Linked DNA regions of Mus musculus: region 1 is linked to region 2. A link is a loop called in an ENCODE intact Hi-C map of the cell type or tissue named here. Cell type or tissue: heart. All regions are shown on one strand. Links, peaks and the distances in the headings refer to the core of each region. The heading gives the core; the rest is flanking DNA.

Evidence for each region. Hi-C counts contacts between places; a loop is a spot of excess contacts. Peaks named below come from ENCODE experiments on the same cell type or tissue, not always from the same donor. Only the 100,000 strongest peaks of a DNase experiment are listed, where the experiment ranks them.
Region 1: a loop joins it to region 2, with 4 times the contacts of the local background. A loop is called at or near these places in 6 of 42 quality-filtered maps.

Annotation. Positions count from the first base shown.
Region 1 is chr4:48,787,075-48,798,581 of GRCm38, forward strand. All of the region lies in intron 1 of Gm52718 (a long non-coding RNA gene), which reads left to right. Among named protein-coding and RNA genes, the nearest start is that of Gm52718, 18 kb to the left of the region's middle. In heart, for the core only: no CTCF peak of the experiment used is centred there; no DNase peak of the experiment used is centred there.
Region 2 is chr4:49,035,008-49,046,514 of GRCm38, forward strand. No RefSeq gene overlaps it. Among named protein-coding and RNA genes, the nearest start is that of Plppr1, 19 kb to the right of the region's middle. In heart, for the core only: no CTCF peak of the experiment used is centred there; a DNase peak (open chromatin) is centred at 6,834.

The sequences.
Region 1 (11,507 bases), core at 1,274-9,273, 250 kb before region 2:
TGAAATGTTTTAATTTATTTTTTATTAATTATTTTATTCATTTACATTCCAAATATTGGCCTCCCTCCTGGTCCTACCTTCCAGAGTTCTTTACTCCTTCCCATCCTCTTAGTCTCTGAGAGGGTGCTCACCCCACCCCTCTGGCATCCCCCTTCCCTGGGGCATCACGTCTCTACAGAATTAGGCTCATCCTCTCCCACTGAGGCCAGACAAGGCATTCCTCTTCTACATATGTGCCAGGGGCATCAGAACAGCAGTGTATTTCCTTTGGCTGGTGGCTTAGTCTTTGGGAGCTCCCAGGGGTCCAGGTTAGTTGACACTGTTGTTCTTCCTATGGGGTTGTCATCCCTTTCAGCTCCTTCAAGCCTTCCCCTAACTCTTCCATAGGGCTCCTCGATCTCAGTGCAATGGTTGGCTGTGAGTATCTGCATCTGTTCAGTCAGCTGCTGGTAGAGCCTCTCAGAGGACAGCCATGCTAGGCTCCTGTCTGCAAGCACACATAGAACCAGTAATAGCATCAGGATTTGGTACTCACATGGGATGGATCCTAAGTTGGGTTTGTCACTAGACAGCCTTTTCTTCAGTTTCTGCTCCATTTTTGTCCCTGCATTTCTTTTAGACAGAAACGAGTCTGGGTCAAATATTTTGAAGGTGAGTTGGTGACCCCATCCCTCCACTTGGGTCCCTGTCTGTCTCCTGGAGGTGGTTTCTTCAGGTTCCATATTTCCACTGTTGGGCATTTTGGCTATGGTCACCCCCATTGAGTCCTGAGAACCTTTCACATCCCAGGTCTCTGAGACTTTCTAGAGGTTCCTCCCTACCCTCCTGCAGTTGCATATTTCCATTCATTCTCCTGACCCTCTCATGTCTCCCCATCATACCTCATTCTGCCCCCTTTCCCCACTCCCTTCTCTCACCCACCCAGGTCCCTCCATCCCTGTGCTTCCCGTGACTATTTTGTTCCTCCTTCTAAGTGAGACTGAAGCATCCTCACTTAGGCATTCCTTCTTGTTTAACTTCTTACTGTCTGTGGATTGTATCAAGGGTATTCTGTACTTTTTGGCTAATATCCACTTATCAGTGAGTCCATATCATGCATGTCCTTTTGGGTCTGGGTTACCTCACACAGGATGATGTTTTCAAGTTCTATTCATTTGCCCGCAAAATTCATCATGTCTTTGTTTTAAATAGCTGAATAGTATTCCAATGTGCAAATGAACCACATTTTCTGTATCCGTTCTTTGGTTGAAGGACATCTGGGTTGCTTCCAGTTTCTGGCTATTCTGAATAAGGCTGCCAATAGAGGAATCTCCAATGGCTGAGAAGCTCTTAAAGAAATGTTCAACATTCTTAATCATCAGGGAAATGCAAACCAGAACGACCCTGAGATTTCACTGTACATCAATCAGAATGGCTAAGATCAAAAACTAAAGTGACAGCACATGTTGGTGAGGATGTGGTGAAAAAGGAACACTCTTCCATTGCCAGAGGGATTGCAAACTTGAACAATCACGCTGGAAATCAATCTGGCGGTTCCTCATAATATTGGAAATAGTTCTACCTGAAGACCCAGCTATTCTGCTCTTGAGCATATACCCAAAAGATGCTCTACCATACCACAAGGATACATGGCTTCACTATGCTGAAATATATATATTTAAATATATTAACTCACTCAATAAATTAAGGTTCCTTGTGGTGAGTTAATATGTAAATAATTACTTTATAATAAGAATGGTTACTATAAATTGGTCTTTTTTTCTTCATGTGCTGGATCTAATGGTGCTGCCTTTTATAACTGGCATTTTAAGGGCTGGGGAAGTGGTTCAGTGTGGATCACTTGCCTAGCATGTGTGAAAACTTGGGCTCTGTCACCAGCATCTTGAAAATACAAAAACAAATGATGCTTTTAGACACAAGGTAGAAGAGCCAACTTGTGAGGCCCACAGTTTCTCACCTGTCCTCAACTCCACCCTCCACTGGAGTACCCACTTCCCATAATGACCTCACGCAGTTGCAGCTAATTCCCTAGGTCCTTGCTAATTAATGCATTATTTCTCCTTTGATCTGAATTTCTTCTTGTCCCCAACACTGATGAAAAACAAACAAACAGACTTAGCTCAGCTTCTTTCTTTCTGTTTCTCTCTCCTTTACCCAGAATTCTCTATCCACTGAGTTCTAGGAACATTGGGGAGTCAGTTAGCACCTGGGCAAGTTTTCTGTGTTTCAGTGGTATTAATGATAACACAGACAACACTTTTCACACTAAGTGTGTGCTGACTATTAGTGTTACAACTGGCTAACTTGTGGTATTACTATTGTCTTCTTTTTGTAGATGAGGACACTGAAGCCACCACAGTCTCTCAGGGCTGGATATGGAGTCAAATCCTGCTGTGAGACCCAAAATAGGATCTCTCATTCCCTGTTTCTTCTTCAGTGTGTGGTCTTTTGACTCTGTGTATTAGAACCACGTATGGGTGCTGGTAAAATGTAGATCACTGTGCAAATATATTACACATTTATTATTGATTTGTCAACTGATGGACATCTAGGTCATTTCCGTATCCTGGTTATTGTGAATAGATCAGCAATGGACATGAATGAGCAGGTTTCTCTGTAGGAGGATACAGAGTGGTAAAGCTGGGTCATGTGGTAGATCTTTTTTTTATTATTTTCAGGTGTGTCCATTATGGTTTCCATGGAGATGACATCAGTTTGCATCCCCTAACCCCCACCAATGAAAAGGTGCTTCTCCCTGCATCTGCCAGCATTTGCTTTCTTTCTTTAATCTCAGACATTTGATGAAATGTCTAAGGATGAAATCTCAAAGTAGTTTTAATCTGCATAAATATAATCAAAATACACAATACAGAATTCCCAAAAGAGCTAATAAAATAAAAAACTAGATTGCTGACTGTATCCCCAGATCTGTCTGTAAGTCTGAGTTTGCATCCTTTCTGCGTTTCCTGAGTGGTTCTGCACACTGTGTTTAGGAATTACCTTGCATACTTGGCTAGCTTCTTTATCCTCACCTTTGTAATGAGATTATAAGCTTCAGTTTACTTGAATTCATGTTGCAATACCAAAGGAGTGGGTATTGCCACAGTCCACAAGTGGAACTAGAATATGGGATTTAAAAATAACCATTCTAGTGTATTACTCAGAGCCATAAGACAACAAACAAAGTTACCTTATTATGGATATAAGATCGAAAGGGCCAGAGAGGTCTGTTCCTAAAACACTGTGGCAAGATTTCCTTATCAAACAATGAGATGGCTGCTAAGGGGCCGCAGAGAAGCTTTTGTTCTCCCTATGACTGCTCAGGGCATTATTCAGGGCAACTCACAAGTGATTTGTGCTTTTCTGTTTGATGGGACATCCTCGCAGATCACACCACACATCCAGTCTCCTAGATTTACAACGACATGTGTAATTTCTTAAGTTCAGTCAGTCTGGAGTTTCAAGTGGGGTCTTCATATTCCAAATAACATGTTTCTCATGTTCCACCATCGTAGTATAGCTGGGCTGATGTTACAAACTGTGTGAATCAAAGAAAAGCCTACATGCAAACAAGGCCAGGAACTGAGGGAGGGGACATGTTCTGATTCTTATTTCCTATTGCAAACCAATCTCTTCTTACAAAGCATCATTTTCTGAAAGCTTTATGGTAGCACATTAGCCACTTAAACATTACCATTTTTAATATGAATGCCAACAATATCACTAGGTACTTGTTCTATTTAATACCCACACCTGGCCATTTATCATTTAGGATTGAAAAACCATGTGACCTAGTTGTATTGCCAATTCTCATAACAATTGTTTAAAGATTTTTTTTTTTAAATAACAAGAGAATGCAAACACTGTTGAAGATGGGAAAGGACCTTTTGCTTATTTACAGCTCTGTTAGTCTGGGAATGGACTGTTGGTAGCGTAAGCGCTTACGTGCATGCCCCTTGTTTTTTCTAGAAAATTCATTTGTTAGGGTTTTGCTTTAACATGTCTGTCTATTACCTGATTGTAAGCAAGATTTTTAGATGGTCCTTGCAGGAGCACCTTACATATTGTAAAAACTGTAATTAAATAATTTCTTAAGATGATATACCAGAAAGTTATTTTTCTGTTGGAGGGCACCGTAGGATGAGTCAGCCAGCTGTAAATGGGTTTTGTAGTCCATCCAAATGAAAGATGAACTTGGCAGCCTCAATCCTTGAATGACCTGCCGAAAATAAAACCAGCTAGCCAGCGACATTTACCCTAGTGAGACTGCCAGTTCATATCATAAAGTGACCATGTAGCTTCATAAACACTGTTCTCTAAACGCTGACTTTCAGAGGCAGCTCAGGGATCCCCATGCTTCTAATATAGCTTTGTGTAAAATGCTAATGTCATGACATTTGTAGAACTATTAAATCATTTTAACATTAAGAGCTATGGTTCTACAACTAATTGATCTTAGTGCATTTCCTCTGCAGAATCCTTTAGTAGTTGGTTGTAACAGGGAGGGATATTTCCTTTTTCCAGCTCTAAAATTTTGTTCTCACGTGGAATCACATACCATCATTTTAGGATAGTTTGCCTCCAACTTGAATGGGGGCAAATCCATTGACACAGTGTTGTTTCAATTCTGGGCTCATTTGCCTGATGCCTCCATTTAATATGATCTGTGGTCTAAAAGCCTGCTTCCCTTGAGAAATATGTCTGCCTGTTTTTCTTTTAAGTGTTTGGGAGTAAATATATATCCATGGTTTCCAGCTACTAAAAGATGGGCTTAGATGCCATAACACCAAATCAAAGGAAATGCTTGTGGCTAAAAATTATCCTGTGGTCACATATGAAAGCAACTGGGATTTATTCTCGTCCTGGCACCACATTTCCTTACTAATGGCCGTCCCACTCAGTGTGTGCTGTCATAGCAGGTCTCTGTAGAAAGAAATAGCTGCAGAGCTCCTGGAAATACTAAGTACCGTGAACAGCAGGGTGGTGCCTGCCCCAATTCTTCATCACCTCTGTACTATTTCACATCTTTCTTGTTGGGTCAAGATTCCATCTGTCGCTGTTTCTCCATCCTGTTTTCTGTTCATACAAAACACCTAATAACAGAGAGCACTTTCTCAAACAAAGCAGCCACATTCCCATTCCTAAATAGGATATCAGTAAGGTTGAGTTCGCTGTCAACAATCTCACTTCTGCCCGTGATCACGGAATATGAGTGTTCACATCTACTCTACTTTCTATGACTGCCGTTTTTTTGCTTCATTCCTCACTGTCTTTGGAACTTACTAGATTCACCATCATGTTTTTTCACAAATTAGAGTGTTTCAGCATCAAAACGTTTAAACACTCAGCCATATATTTCCCCCTTTCCTTTCCACCCGAGTCCCCTTTACGTGGATGTGAAGTATTGCAGAAGTGCGAGGACTTGAGTTCTTCCTCATGGCTAGCTGCTTCTACTAAGGCCAGTGTCTGTGTCAGCTTCTCCTCAGCATCTAGTCTGGATTTACTAATCATTTTGTAACAAGATTTTTATTCTAAAATAATGCTCTGATCCTATCACTTCAAGAATATAACCATGTAGCTAACATCCTTTTCATTTTCTGAGCTTTAATAGGCATCTTACACAATGTACAACCTATTGGTGGAGCATGTTTGTTTAAGGTGGTCTCAACCTCTTTGATGCTGCGACCCTTTAATACATTCCCTCATGCTGTGGTGACCCTGAACCATAAAATTATTTTGCTACTACTCCATAATTGGAACTTTGCTTCTGTTATGGGTCATAAAGTAAATATCTGTATTTTACGATGGTCTTAAGTGACCCCTATGAAAAGGTTGTTTGATCTCCCAAGGGGTTAAGACCCCACAGATTGAGAACCACTTGTTTAAGGAGACAATGAAAGAACCTAGTGGGGAAACCCCCACTTAACTCCCGATTCAGTGTGCACCCAAGAATCACGAACAGAACAAAACACCTTGATGTAACAACACAAGGTATTTTAATGGTGGAGCTCCGAGTCGAAACACAGGAGACAGTGGATTCGACCACGAGGCTTGGAAGCTAGGGGTTTTTATAGAAAAGAGTGGGGCTGGGGGAGGAATTGGTGCGGTTTCACATGATTGGTCCATTTAAACATCAGCAGCCTGTTAACATTTAACTTAGGTCAGAGGGGTGGGAGATAGGGAGGCGACGGGCCTGCCCGGGCATGTCCTGGTCTGTTCTGCTATGTTCTCAGCCCCAGGTTTCAAAGCTCACAAACAACTCTTTGGGCTATTTGACATACATTACATGAATCACAGGTCTCAAGTTTTATTTTCTTTCAACAATACAAAACTCCCTCTATTTTTATTGGGGTGTCATCTTCAATGTGTTTATTTATTTATTAATTAATTAATGTATTTGCAAAGTGCAAGGTTTGTCTATTACACTGCCATACATTTCTTTAGGTTAATTTACTATTTGTTTTGTGAGTGATGTTGATGTGAGATGAAAAACACTTTGCAATTAAACCATGAATCATTAACCACACACCAAACTCCAGAAGCATGTTACTAATAATAGTTAACAGTTCTATAACCACTCAAAGTTTACAGAACGCATCTGCAGTATTTGATCTCAGTTCTCTTATTGTAGGTAATGAGGTTCTGGAGAGCATGGTCAACTGAAAGTTTCCTACCAGGATCATTTCCTCGATGGAGCTGAGTGACTTGAAACATTACATCTCAACCAGGAGGAATGTAAAGCATCCAAAGGCTTAATTTATGTGGAGTGCTTTGGTCACAATAGAATCAATGAATTGCCCAGTAAGAGTTGTCCAGGTCTGATACCTGATTTCAAGGGCAGATTGGTTGCCTCGTGCACAGATTCATTTTAAGTAGTGACTGCATGATTGAGAGGCTACATCGGGCCACGAAAAGGCCAACATTCCATAGATAAGATGGAAGAGTTACTAGGAGGACAGTGGAGCTGCAGACCGACAGTTTGAAGATGGTTTCTCCTTTGTCATTATTACTTTCTCATTCTCCCAGGAAAGCTTGATCAGGTAGGGTGGCTCTGTCACTGTGGGAGGATTTGCATTCCAAAACCCATGCCTGGATCTGCACAGATCTCCCTCAGGGATCATTGCTTTCCTTTTCCTGCTCCTGTTTTAAATTAATTCTGTTTAGCCAGGCAGTGGTGGCACACACCTTTAATCCCAGCACCTGGGAGGCAGAGGCAGGCAGATTTCTGAGTTCGAGGCCAGCCTGGTCTACAAAGTGAGTTCCAGGACAGCCAGGGCTACACAGAGAAACCCTGTCTCGAAAAACCAAAAAAGAACAAACCAAACCAAACCAAACCAAACCAAACCAAACCAAACCAAACCAAAAACAACAAACAAACAAACAAACAAACAACCCAAACAAACAAACAAAAACCCAGGAAAAAAATTAATTCTGTTGACTAACTCTCATCCAAATGTCTGTGCAGTTATTTTTGTAGTCATGGCCTAGCTTACTGTGTGCCACCAAATCTAGTGTCACACAGAGTCTGTCTCTCCTCCTTATCTTTTCCGCAGACATTTTGCTAGGGCGATTTAGTGCATCTTAAGTACCCAGATGTCATTGTTATGTAGATTCTCAATTGTTTAGCATAATCTTACTTAGTTTCAGAGGGCTTCCCAAAAACTTAAACCTAATCATGTCATCTACTAATTTTTCTTTCTCCCTTTGACTTAGTTAATGTTCTCTTTCTCTCTCTCTCCCTCTCTCTCTCTCCCCTCCCCCTCTCTCTCCCCCTCCCCCTCTCTCTCCCCCTCCCTCTCTCTCTCCCCCTCCCTCTCTCTCTCCCCCCTCTCCCTCTCTCTCTCTCCCTTCCTCTCCCTTTCTCTCTCTCCCATTCATAATTAGTTGCATATGTTAAGAAGGCCAATGTTTCTCTTCCTCTGTGTCACCTAAGTCACTAAGTATGCTGATTCCAATCCTCAAAGTCTCCTGAAGATGTCCTGTGTGGTTCCCATCCATTGTACATTGTCCAGTCATTTACTGCATGGATTCTTGTGATGGTCTCATGCCAGGCCCTCTCTCTCTGGCTTGTATTGTTTTTTTTTTTTTTTTTTTTTTTTTCTTTTTCATTTTTTTTTATTAGGTATTTAGCTCATTTACATTTCCAATGCTATACCAAAAGTCCCCCTTACCCACCCACCCCCACTCCCCTACCCACCCACTCCCCCCCTTTGGCCCTGGCGTTCCCCTGTACCGGGGCACACAAAGTCTGCGTGTCCAATGGGCCTCTCTTTCCAGTGATGGCCGACTAGGCCATCTTTTGATACATATGCAGCTAGAGTCAAGAGCTCAGGGGTACTGGTTAGTTCATAATGTTGTTCCACCTATAGGGTTGAAGATCCCTTTAGCTCCTTGGGTACTTTCTCTAGCTCCTCCATTGGGAGCCCTGTGATCCATCCATTAGCTGACTGTGAGCATCCACTTCTGTGTTTGCTAGGCCCCGGCATAGTCTCACAAGAGACAGCTACATCTGGGTCCTTTCAGTAAAATCTTGCTAGTGTATGCAATGGTGTCAGCATTTGGAAGCTGATTATGGGGTGGATCCCTGGATATGGCAGTCTCTACATGGTCCATCCTTTCATCTCAGCTCCATACTTTGTTTCTGTAACTCCTTCCATGGGTGTTTTGTTCCCACTTCTAAGGAGGGGCATAGTGTCCACACTTCAGTCTTCATTTTTCTTGAGTTTCATGTGTTTAGGAAATTGTATCTTATATCGTGGGTATCCTAGGTTTTGGGCTAGTATCCACTTATCAGTGAGTACATATTGTGTGAGTTCCTTTGTGATTGTGTTACCTCACTCAGGATGATGCTCTCCAGGTCCATCCATTTGGCTAGGAATTTCATAAATTCATTCTTTTTAATAGCTGAGTAGTACTCCATTGTGTAGATGTACCACATTTTCTGTATCCATTCCTCTGTTGAGGGGCATCTGGGTTCTTTCCAGTTTCTGGCTATTATAAATAAGGCTGCTATGAACATAGTGGAGCATGTGTCCTTCTTACCAGTTGGGGCTTCTTCTGGATATATGCCCAGGAGAGGTATTGCTGGATCCTCCGGTAGTACTATGTCCAATTTTCTGAGGAACCGCCAGACTGATTTCCAGAGTGGTTGTACAAGCCTGCAATCCCACCAACAATGGAGGAGTGTTCCTCTTTCTCCACATCCTCGCCAGCATCTGCTGTCACCTGAATTTTTGATCTTAGCCATTCTCACTGGTGTGAGGTGGAATCTCAGGGTTGTTTTGATTTGCATTTCCCTGATGATTAAGGATGTTGAACATTTTTTCAGGTGCTTCTCTGCCATTCGGTATTCCTCAGGTGAGAATTCTTTGTTCAGTTCTGAGCCCCATTTTTTAAGGGGGTTATTTGATTTTCTGAGGTCCACCTTCTTGAGTTCTTTATATATGTTGGATATTAGTCCCCTATCTGATTTAGGATAGGTAAAGATCCTTTCCCAGTCTGTTGGTGGTCTTTTTGTCTTATAGACAGTGTCTTTTGCCTTGCAGAAACTTTGGAGTTTCATTAGGTCCCATTTGTCAATTCTCGATCTTACAGCACAAGCCATTGCTGTTCTGTTCAGGAATTTTTCCCCTGTGCCCATATCTTCAAGGCTTTTCCCCACTTTCTCCTCTATAAGTTTCAGTGTCTCTGGTTTTATGTGAAGTTCCTTGATCCACTTAGATTTGACCTTAGTACAAGGAGATAAGTATGGATCGATTCGCATTCTTCTACATGATAACAACCAGTTGTGCCAGCACCAATTGTTGAAAATGCTGTCTTTCTTCCACTGGATGGTTTTGGCTCCCTTGTCGAAGATCAAGTGACCATAGGTGTGTGGGTTCATTTCTGGGTCTTCAATTCTATTCCATTGGTCCACTTGTCTGTCTCTATACCAGTACCATGCAGTTTTTATCACAATTGCTCTGTAGTAAAGCTTTAGGTCAGGCATGGTGATTCCACCAGAGGTTCTTTTATCCTTGAGAAGAGTTTTTGCTATCCTCGGTTTTTTGTTATTCCAGATGAATTTGCAAATTGCTCCTTCTAATTCGTTGAAGAATTGAGTTGGAATTTTAATGGGGATTGCATTGAATCTGTAGATTGCTTTTGGCAAGATAGCCATTTTTACAATGTTGGTCCTGCCAATCCATGAGCATGGGAGATCTTTCCATCTTCTGAGATCTTCTTTAATTTCTTTCTTCAGGGACTTGAAGTTTTCATCATACAGATCTTTCACTTCCTTCGTTAGAGTCACGCCGAGATATTTTATATTATTTGTGGCTATTGAGAAGGGTGTTGTTTCCCTAATTTCTTTCTCAGCCTGTTTATTCTTTGTGTAGAGAAAGGCCATTGACTTGTTTGAGTTAATTTTATATCCAGCTACTTCACCGAAGCTGTTTATCAGGTTTAGGAGTTCTCTGTTGGAATTTTTAGGGTCACTTATATATACTATCATATCATCTGCAAAAAGTGATATTTTGACTTCCTCTTTTCCAATTTGTATCCCCTTGATCTCCTTTTGTTGTCGAATTGCTCTGGCTAATACTTCAAGTACTATGTTGAAAAGGTAGGGAGAAAGTGGGCAGCCTTGTCTAGTCCCTGATTTTAGTGGGATTGCTTCCAGCTTCTCTCCATTTACTTTGATGTTGGCTACTGGTTTGCTGTAGATTGCTTTTATCATGTTTAGGTATTGGCCTTGAATTCCTGATCTTTCCAGAACTTTTATCATGAATGGGTGTTGGATCTTGTCAAATGCTTTTTCTGCATCTAACGAGATGATCATGTGGTTTTTGTCTTTGAGTTTGTTTATATAATGGATTACATTGATGGATTTTCGTATATTAAACCATCCCTGCATCCCTGGAATAAAACCTACTTGGTCAGGATGGATGATTGCTTTAATGTGTTCTTGGATTCGGTTAGCGAGAATTTTATTAAGAATTTTTGCATCGATGTTCATAAGAGAAATTGGTCTGAAGTTCTCTATCTTTGTTGGATCTTTCTGTGGTTTAGGTATCAGAGTAATAGTGGCTTCATAAAATGAGTTGGGTAGAATACCTTCTACTTCTATCTTGTGAAAAAGTTTGTGCAGAACTGGAGTTAGATCTTCTTTGAAGGTCTGATAGAACTCTGCACTAAACCCGTCTGGTCCTGGGCTTTTTTTGGCTGGGAGACTATTAATAACTGCTTCTATTTCTTTAGGGGATATGGGACTGTTTAGAAGGTCAACTTGATCCTGATTCAACTTTGGTACCTGGTATCTGTCCAGAAATTTGTCCATTTCGTCCAGGTTTTCCAGTTTTGTTGAGTATAGCCTTTTGTAGAAGGATCTGATTGTGTTTTGGATTTCTTCAGGATCTGTTGTTATGTCTCCCTTTTCATTTCTGATTTTGTTAATTAGGATTTTGTCCCTGTGCCCTTTAGTGAGTCTAGCTAAGGGTTTATCTATCTTGTTGATTTTCTCAAAGAAC
Region 2 (11,507 bases), core at 2,372-10,371:
AACATGTGTCCATGATTCCTGCATACACACATGCTGTATGTAGGTGGAGTTCAGGCAAAAGCAAACAGGTACTAGGCAGAACAAAAGAGTGGAAATATTCATTAACATAAATATTTTAACATATGTCATATTCTTGTTAGTTTTCTATTGTGTGGAGCTAAGCAAAGTGGACACTTTCCAAACACCAACAGGGATAGAAATTGTGATAATAGTCTCTATTTTATGATTCTTTATTCTAACGCAATTATAAAATAAATTTTGTTGGTATTTTTCATTCATTTATAAAATATTTTATTACATTAGTCATAACCTAGTATTGCAATAACAAAAATTTACATACAAAATAAAGATGTGACTTATAAATGTCCACTGACAAATAGCTAAATGAAAGAAGTGATTCCAGGTATATAGAACGCTGAATTATTCTCCTGATAAATAATATAAATTATTCTTCCCACAGTAAGTAATACTTACTCTGTTTAACATTTTTTAAAAGCATTCTTTTTGGCTAATATCCACCTATCGGTGAGTACCTACCATGCATCTCCTTTTGAGTCTGGGTTACCTCACTCAGGATATTTTCTCATTCAATCCATTTGCCTGCAAAATTCATGATGTCCTTGTTATTAATAGGTGACTAGCATTCCATTGTATAAATGTACCACATTTTCTGTTTACATTCTTTGGTTGAGGGACGTTTGGGTTGTTTCCAGTTTCTGGCTATTACAAATAAGGCTGCTATGAACATAGTGGAGCAAGTGTTCTTGTGGTATGGTACAGCATCTTTTGGGAATATGCCTAGGAGTGGTATAGCTGGGTGTTCAGATAGAGCTATTTTCAGTTATCTGAGGAACCACCAGATTGATTTTCAGAGTGGCTGCACCAGTTTGCAATCCTACCAGCAATGGAGTTGTGCTCTGGGATACCGAACTAAACAGAGGATTCTCAAATTGGCAGAGAGGTACTTAAAAAAAATGCTCAACGTCCTTAGTCATCAGGGAAATGCAAATCAAAATGACCATGAGATTCCATCTTATACCAGTCAGAAAGGTTATGATAAAACAAAACAAAACAAAACAAAAAAACCCACAAAACTCAAGGGACAGGTGAGGATGTGGAGAAAATGGACTAATCTTCCACAACTGGTCTTTTTTCTCTACATAGATATGTCTCATTAGCAATTTGCAAAGACGTTCATGTATTCAAGGAGATGCTTCAAGACATGAACTACTACATGCTGCCTATTGGGCTGGGTATAGAGACACACAAGATATGTGAGCCTTTATCACATGTTGCCTATCAGGCTGAACATACATGACTGACAGTCAGTAAGGAACATTAAGGAACTAACTCTACAGCGTTCTATTTTTTAACTTCTACTCATTTGTATTTGTCGTTTACTTGCCAGTCACATGAGTAGATTCCTATTTAGACTGCCAGGGAGTGTGGCTGTGTAACTGGAAATGGACAGGTGACATGTTAACAAATGCAAAGTTGTAATCATATAGTTTCTACCTATTCTATTGAAATTGGAACTGGAGCCCAGAGCCAAAAGCCTAGATACATACTATCCACCTTTGAAAAATGTCATCAAGCATTTTTCTTCTTCATTCTTACAGGGATCTGACTTAGGCAGGGGCAAAGTGAAGTATGTCAGCTATAATAACAATGGTAATGGGATTTTTTAATTTTTTAATTTTTTTATTATTTTTATTGTGAGAAGGATTTTCTCAGTGGTAGGACTCTGCCATTTAGGCACTTTTCTACTGCCCACGGTAACACCATTGACCTTACACTCCCATGCCAGTGGAACATGGGAATGACTGGAGCCCGAGAAGGCAGCAGAGCAACTGGATTCTGTGAATTCTTTTTCTCTAAATAACCCCCTTGAGACATCAACAATTTGTAAAACCATGGAACCAACCCAACATAGATGATATATTTTAGGGTATAACACTATGAATCTTTTAGATACATGACGTCTATGCTTGCATGGGGCTGCATTTATTGGATGATGGTGATAGAGCTAGCTAGCTAGCTACCAAGACAGATACACAGTTTTAATGATCCCTGTAATGTACCCTGCAAAGAGCACAGTTATCTGTTGGCAAGAAAGCAAGCTACATTATGAAGCTCTTAAGGAGTCTGTTTCTGACTATTTTCTAGCTCAGTTCTCTTTCTGTTAATTTCTAGTACTCTCTCCTTTTAGAATTTGTTGCATATATTTCTACACATGTGATGCCAGTGATGAGGGCCCCCTCCCCCTCTCTCCCCTCCCTCCATCCCTTTCTCCCCCCCCCCCCACAGCATGTTCAGTCAGCTGCATAGGAAAATATTCATGCCCTCATTAACTTCACTTGACTGCCTCTGCATCACACGAAATTGGGCCCTAAAACATCAGTGTTGTTTTCTTTGTGGTTCTTACACACGTCATAGTTTGCAACTAGAGCACAGCCTAGTCATCTACATGCCTTAGTACATGACTGTGTTTTCTGTGCCTTCCATCAAAGCAACAGATCTCTTAGGAGTGACAAAGCTCTATGCCAGATGATATACACTGGCCTGTACATCATCTTGATTCTGTTTAGAAATATGTTTTCTTGTTCAGTAAAGGATATCATTGTTTGTCTTTCTAATTTTTGAAAGATCAAAAATCTGTATATAAAATCTGACTTACAGCTTCTCTTGAAGGAAAGAAAAACTGATGACTCAACCTATCTTTCTTTTATTACAAATTTGAGTTTCCTCCTTTAAAAGCATCATCCTGTCTGGTCTACTCTGGAGCTTTCTGCTCATACTAGTTTTCCTTTTGAGTCTCACTGCTCAGTGACAAGCATTTTCAGTGTGTTGATTCTGTCTTCAGTGGAGTCATGTCAACCATCACTTGAGCACTGTTAGCAATGCAGATGTTGATAGCCTATCACTGGGACCCAGAATTGTCTACTCTATTCTCACCAGTTGGTGGAGGTGTGTATAGCCTTATGCTGATGAGTGTATCCACTTCCCACCACCAGCTGAACCCTATCCTACTAAGTAGTCAAGGGCATACTTAATACATCAATGGTTTGGTCACCCTCAAACTTTCTTAGAGGGCATAGTAAAGGACTTTGTGGGACTATGTGATCCTGCTAGCATCCTTCTATTCTAATACACACACACACACACACACACACACACACACACACACACACACAAGATAACAAATATTACATCATGAGACAGAGAAGTCCATCTTTCATGATATTTAGGGAATGTGATTCCTACTTTGGAAACCAGGAGCATCTTTTCACTGAAATAAAGACTCTGGATTGTGGGGGCGGTGAGCTGTGCATAGGCAGCCTGGTCCCTGGTCGAGCTCAGGCTTAAAACCCCAGAGACCCAGCAGGCGACTGTCCCCTGCAAGAGACTGCAGGTGTTTGGCCACACCCCTTGGGCCCCTGGTTCCTGTCACAGCTATACCCGGCCCACAGCCCACCCCCTGCTCCTTTAGAGAGGTCTGTGGCCATCAGTCACTTAGGGCAATGCTCCAAGCCTGGATTCCACTCCCTACAGTTACCTGGCAACAGCCAGGTATGCTCCTCCCCACAATTATCTGGCACAGCCAGGTAGGCCTGGCCCACTATAAAAGGGGCTATTTGCCCCCTCCTCCCTCTCTTACTCTCTTACCCTTGCCTCTCTCTCTTGCCCTCTTGCTCCCCCTTTCTTTGCACTCCCTACCCTGTCTCTCCATATGACCATGGCCAGCTGCCATGACAATAAACGCCTTAAAACCATGGACTGTCTCTTCTCATTGGGACCCTCCGTCCTCCTCTAAAGAGCCGAGCTTCTAATCTCCCTCAGAAAGCCTCTCAGCACTTCCGGCCATGGTTTTTACCAATCCAAGCCACCCACAGAGCAAGTGAGCAAGTCTAGGATACTCTCATCTGTGCAGGAGGGAGTCAGCCAGAGCTCTCTCCTCCTGCTCTTTTCCCTCCCCCCCCCCACCCCCCCCCTGGCCCCCGTGTCAGAGCCAGCCCTGAAGGCCCCTACTATATTCTCAGCTCTTCCATGGCATCCCGCAGCGTCTGTGGTGCCCAAGAGTGAGAACCTGCCATTCTGGCCTCTGTGTGGGCTGGGACCTCCGAATCAACTCTGGCAGTTCTGCAGGACCTCAGACTGTGCCTCCTGGAGCAGGGTCCTATGGTTTCTCACTGCCCAACAGTGGCGTGGGCTGCACATAGTCAAACTTCCCGTGTCCGCCTCCATGAGTGGCCCTAGCCTTGTGGCAAGCTGGACGCAGACCACCTTTTTTAACCCACACTGGGTATGTATGTATGTATGTATGTATGTATGTATGTATGTACAGTTTTTAATCTATCTGGAAAATATCAGTTCTTTTCCTTGACTAAGAAAGAATGTGGAGTGTAGAGAATAAGGATCTATAATTTATCCTGGCAACATTTTAGCAGTGTTTAGTGATGGTTCACCTGTGTTTCAACTAAGCATAATTCTGAAGACTTTCTCTGTCCTATAAGTGCTTGCTGATCACAGTTGGGAAAAACACTATCAGAGACATTACCTTTTAGTGATGCACATTTTATAAATGATGGCTCTGAAGCTGAGAGGGCTCTTAACCACCATTAATATAAGAAATAAACAAAGAACTCAAACTAAATTGAACTCATGATTTGGATCTGTATTTCAGTGTTCTGCTTTTAGAGTTTATATATGTCACCCTAGGTCACATCGGAGGAAGTGTTTCCATTGTCAAGAAAAAAAATAATCCTTTGATGTTTTCCAGTTTTCTGTGGTGTATTAGATGGAAATAAGACTCTCCCTTCTACTTCTTTCTTGGTGCTGAATGGGAAAACACTTAATTTGGAAGAGAAAACTGCTATATTGCAAGGGATGATGCAGTCCGCCATTATTGGCAGAGAGGATGAGCTTTGTGACAAACCCAATAATATTGAGACAGCATTGCAGGTGCCACTGGAGTCCCAGGATCCTGAGTCCTGCTGACATCCATTATCATAGACATGAGGTGTCACAGTTGTTGATGAGTTTCTGTGCCAGAGACCCGGACAGTGTGGGACCCTGGTGCCACTGAAGTGCCAAATCAGGCCTCTGCTTCCAGGAGTGTTAGTGATGCTATAGTGGGCTGATCTTTGGGGATGAGCACAGAGGTAAAGTGATTCAGCTGTATGAACATCGTAATGAGATGCTCAAGAGACAAGATTTCTCTTCCCTTAATTAGATGCTGTGAGTTGAGAGAAACAATGGTGAAAGGCCCTCTGCTCCTCTATGTTCAGTTTGGCATGCTTCATTCTCCCCTCCCCCTCCCCTCCCCTCCCCTCCCTTTCCCCTCCCCTCCCCCTCCCCCTCCCCTCCCCTCTCCTCCCACTTCACTTCCCTTTCCCTCTTCTCCTCCTCCTCCTCCTCCCCCTCCTCCTCCTCCTCCTCCTCCTCCCCCCCTCCTCCTCCTCCTCCTTCTTCTTCTTCATCGCGTGTGCGTGTGTGTTCACACTTGTGCATGCATAGACTACAGAGAGAACCCAGAGCCTCATACATTCCAAGCATGTGTTTTTCAGATTAATGACACCTCCAGTCCATCCATGTTCATTTTGAATCAAACACACCATGCCCTATGCATAAGCACAAGATAACAGTAACTTTCTTTTTCCAGAAGTGAGAGCCCCTTGAGTGATTCCATTCATGTCACATTTTGTACCTTAATTCTAGTGGGAAAGCATGAGTATGAATTTATTTATTCAAGAAGCATATACTAAGAACCTAGTATAGATAAGATAAAAGACGGCACTCATCTTCAATTTGTTCAAAGTCCATAAATAGAATTACATACCGACTTACTGCTTCTGGGATACAATAGCCACATCTGGGTCATTTGAGAGAGCAGAAAGCTATTTTCTCACTTTCCTGGAGGTTTGGAAGCCCAATATCAAGGCACCAGTATCAGGTGTAAGACCTCCTGTTACATTCTCCCTTGGAAAAATGGAAGAGAATGAACTCACTCCTGATGCCACCCTCAAGACCTAATCACTTCTTAAAGGCATCAACACTTAATATCATCACAAAGGCCATTGAGTTTGGACAGGAGAAAGAGATAGAAATAGTTTAAGTATAACACATGTAAATGTGTACCTTACATATAGTTATACATAACAGTAAGCTAAAGAGCAAAGTCAGGAAAGCCTTGGGAACACAGAGGCAGGTCCCTTTCCTCTCCTCCCTGCTTTAGGGGATTCAGAGAAGGCTTTCTGGATGAAGGGCATCTGAACTGACACTGGAAAGACAAATAAGACTTAGGCAGACATACTGAAGGGAACAAAACCAGCATCTAGTGTTGAAGGGAACTTGGCATGCTTGGAACAGCAGGGGAGAGACAAGAAGATGGGTTTGTTGGAAATGTTGAGGTCTGGGGCCAAAACAATTTTAACCAAGACCATAACAGACTTTGAAGAGAAAGCTTGAGAATTCCCTTGGGAAGTTAAAGCAGTGAGTGACATGGTCAGTGTACCTTTTAGATCCCTACTTGATATGTATAAGCATAATAGAAGATTGACCCCATAGAATATTGGAAATAAACCAAGACAGTTACCCTACCTCAGAACTAATGCTTGTGAAGTTAAAACCTTAGAGAGCTGCAGGGAAGGAAGGTGTGCCCCACAAGCCAGTCACACCAGCCTGGCATTGGGAAGCTGACAGCTGTTCCAGACATTCTCTTGACACCTGCTGTGGGCATGGGACAGGACTTCTGGCTGTCTCTTGCCAAGGGACACCTTATCAACTACACAAAGCTGTGATTGGCAGATGTATGAATGCCAGGAAGGAGCAAGGACTTCCTGGACTACTGTCACCTTCAGGAGCGTAGAGAAGCTGACAAGCAAAGGGCACTGAGATCAGCCTTTACTGGGTAATGACAGCATTGGTGGCTGTAAGTGGAGTAAGGCTGGGCCTTTGGCCAAATGAGTTGGCAGCATAAGCCTGGCCTTGGCCTTGGCCCTCTCTGCTCCATCTGTCTAGCAGTGGGTGTCAGCCTTTAAGGGCACCAGCTTTCTAAGCTGGCAATTCAGAAAAAGGGGAAGGAGACACTTAGAAAGTATGCCTATGGGTGAGACTGTCTGAAATATTCAGGACTAGGAAACAGGCACAGTGTGGCCAGAGGAATGGGTCCTTTAAGCATTGTGCGGATCCATGGTTTGCTTTTCCTTTTCTTTGCCTCTATTACTATTAAGGAGGTGCTAAAATGGCTGTGTCTATTGAAGAGAATTCCAACAGGACATGGGAAAGAAAACCAAATCAAAATGCCTTAAGCCAGTCCAAGTGAACTTCTCAAGTAACTGAAACATCTAGTGGTATCCTAAGGCACAGTAAATTCAACATCATCTTACAGATATAATCCTTATGGTATTCCCAGTCTTACAGTGCCTCAACTGCTTAGTGTCCTAGTAAGGAAAAACATGACAGTTTTCCTTTTGTGAATTTTGACCTAATTCTCTAGGGTTCTATCATTTACCATCTGCTGGAAACCACAGTGGCTAGGACAGTGGAAAGCCTGATCCACTGGGTTGGGATTCTAGGCTCATGCTTAGATATGGGAGAGCAGTGTTTGTTTGTTTGTTTGTTTGTTTGGAGGATGCCAACTGCTTAGCTGGATGCATTCTTGGTTGGAGGATGAAAAGAGCAAGCTAGAACAGCAGATGTCCCCAACCTCACTGCTCAGCATACTGGTATACTGATCTGTGTAGACTAATAGTGATGCTCTTCAGGGGAAATTTCCTACTGATAGTAATGGCAAGGATGTAATCAGTCATTGGTATTGGTATTATGAAGAGAATTGCACCATTTAACATAGGGGTTCCCTGAAGGTTTACCTCAGCTAATGGATTCTTTGCTACATGTGAGGGACATGGGTTCACTAAGAGACTAGAAAACATGCTCTTTAAACATTTTAGCCAGTTTTTAAGAGTTATAGCTCATATCCCTGTCAAAGGTAGATAAAATAGAACTTTCAAGGCTAAGACGATGGCTCACTAGCTAAGAAAACTTGTTGTGTAAGCATGAGCATGTGAGTTCAGATTCCCAGCACCTGTGCAAAACCTGTGCACGGCTTAGCATGACTATGACCTCAGCCCTGGGGTGGGGATGGGGGCAGCAGAGACAGGACAATAAATGGGGCAAGTTGACCACCCTGCTTAGCTGAAAAGAGGCATAAGCTCCAAGTTCAGAGAAAGACCCTGTCTCAAGGGAGGTAGGGGGAGTGACAAAGCAACACTCCAGGCATCTTCCTTTGATATGTACATGCACATGCGTGCGCACATGTGCACATGCACACATACACACACACACAGAGGGAGAGACAGAGAGAGAGAGAGAGAGAGAGAGAGAGAGAGAGAGAGAGAGAGAGAGAGAGAGAGAGAATACACACACACACACAGAGAGATAGACAGACAAACATACACACACACACAAACACACACACACACACACACACACACACACACACACAAATATGACTACACCACATTCCAACAACACCACTGTTACTTTAAAACTATTTCGTCAAGGTTTTCCCTTATACCTCTAGGAACTGTTATTTCAGCCAATGCAGCTGTAAATTGAAAGAACACAAGCACACAAAATTACATTTTTTTATTACGTATTTTCCTCAATTACATTTCCAATGCTATCCCAAAAGTCCCCCAAACCCTCCCCCCCACTCCCCTACCCACCCATTCCAAATTTTTGGCCTTGGCGTTCCCCTGTACTGGGGCATATAAAGTTTATCTGTCCAATGGGCATCTCTTTCCAGTGATGGCTGACTAGGCCATCCTTTGATACATATGCAGCTGGAGTCAAGAGCTCCAGGGTACTGGTTAGTTCATAATGTTGCACCTACAGGGTTGCAGATCTCTTTAGCTCCTTGGATACTTTCTCTAGCTCCTCCATTGGGGGCCCTGTGATCCATCCAATAGTTGACTGTGAGCATCCACTTATGTGTTTGCTAGGCCCCGGCATAGTCTCACAAGAGACAGCTATGTCAGGGTCCTTTCAGCAAAATCTTGCTAGTGTATGCAATGGTGTCAGCATTTGGAGGCTAATTATGCGATGGATCCCTGGAGATGGCAGTCTCTAGATAGTCCATCCTTTTTTCTCAGCTCCAAACTTTGTCTCTGTAACTCCTTCCATGGGTGATTGTTTCCAATTCTAAGAAGGGGCAAAGTGTCCACACTTTGGTCTTCGTTCTTCTTCAGTTTCCTGTGTTTTGCAAATTGTACCTTATATCTCGCTATACTAAGTTTCTGGGCTAATATCCACTTATCAGTGAGTACATATCATTTGAGTTCTTTTGTGATTGTGTTACCTCACTCAGGATGATGCCCTCCAGGTCCAACCATTTGCCTAGGAATTTCACAAATTCATTCTTTTTAATAGCTGAGTAGTACTCCATTGTGTAAATGTACCACATTTTTTTTGTATCCATTCCTCTGTTGAGGGGCATCTGGGTTCTTTCCAGCTTCTGGCTATTATAAATAAGGCTGCTATGAACATAGTGGAGCATGTGTCCTTCTTACCGGTTGGGACATCTTCTGGATATATGCCCAGGAGAGGTATTGCGGGATCCTCTGGTAGTACTATGTCCAATTTTCTGAGGAACCTCCAGACTGATTTCCAGAGTGGTTGTACAAGCTTGCAATCCCACTAACAATGGAGGAGTGTTCCTCTTTCTCCACATCCTTGCCAGCATCTGCAGTCACCTGAATTTTTTATCTTAGCCATTCTGACTGGTGTGAAATGGAATCTCAGGGTTGTTTTGATTTGCATTTCTCTGATGATTAAGGATGTTGAACATTTTTTCAGGTGCTTCTCAGCCATTCAGTAATCCTGAGGTGAGAATTCTTTGTTTAGCTCTGAGCCCCATCTTTTAAGGGGGTTATTTGATTTTCTGGAGTCCACCCTCTTGAGTTCTTTATATATATTGAATATTAGTCCCCTATCTGATTTAAGATAGGTAAAGATCCTTTCCCAATCTGTTGGTGGCCTTTTTGTCTTATTGACGGTGTCTTTTGCCTTGCAGAAGCTTTGCAGTTTCATGAGGTCCCATTTGTCAATCCTCGATCTTACAGCACAAGCCATTGCTGTTCTATTCAGGAATTTTTCCCCTGTGCCCATATCTTCCAGGCTTTCCCCCACTTTCTCCTCTATAAATTTCAATGTCTCTGGTTTTATGTGAAGTTCCTTGATCCACTTAGATTTGACCTTAGTACAAGGAGATAGGAATGGATCGATTCACATTCTTCTACATGATAACAACCAGTTGTGCCAGCACCATTTGTTGAAAATGCTGTCTTTCTTCCACTGAATGGATTTAGCTCCCTTGTCGAAGATCAAGTGACCATAGGTGTGTGGGTTCATTTCTGGGTCTTCAATTCTATTCCATTGGTCTACTTGTCTGTCACTATACCAGTACCATGCAGTTTTGATCACAATTGCTCTGTAGTAAAGCTTTAGGTCAGGCATGGTGATTCCACCAGAGGTTCTTTTATCCTTGAGAAGAGTTTTTGCTAGCATAGGTTTTTTGTTATTCCAGATGAATTTGCAGATTGCTCTTTCTAATTCATTGAAGAATTGAGTTGGAATTTTGATGGGGATTGCATTGAATTTGTAGATTGCTTTTGGCAAGATAGCCATTTTTACAATGTTGATCCTGCCAATCCATGAGCATGGGAGATCTTTCCATCTTCTGAGATCTTTTTTAATTTCTTTCTTCAGAGACTTGAAGTTTTTATCATACAGATCTTTCACTTTCTTAGTTAGAGTCACGCCAAGATATTTTATGTTATATGTGACTATTGAGAAGGGTATTTTTTCCCTAATTTCTTTCTCAGCCTGTTTATTCTTTGTGTAGAGAAAGGCCATTGACTTGTTTGAGTTAATTTTATATCCAGCTACTTCACCGAAGCTGTTTATCAGGTTTAGGAGTTCTCTGGTGGAATTTTTGGGGTCACTTATATATACTATCATATCATGTGCAAAAAGTGATGTTTTGACTTCATCTTTTCCAATTTGTTTCCCCTTGATCTCCTTTTGTTGTCGAATTGCTCTGCCTAGGACTTCAAGTACTATGTTGAAGAGGTAGAGAGAAAGTGGGCAGCCTTGTCTAGTCTCTGATTTTAGTGGGATTGCTTCAAGCTTCTCACCATTTACTTTGATGTTGGCTACTGGTTTGCTGTAGATTGCTTTTATCGTGTTTAGGTATGGGCCTTGAATTCCTGATCTTTCCAAGACTTTTATCATGAATGGATGCTGGATCGTGTCTAATGCTTTTGCAACATCTAACGAGATGATCATGTGGTTTTTGTCTTTGAGTTTGTTTATATAATGGATTACATAGATGGATTTTCTTATATTAAACCATCCCTGCATCCCTGGAATAAAACCTACTTGGTTAGGATGGATGATTGCTTTTATGTGTTCTTGGTTTCAGTTAGCAAGAATTTTATTGAGGA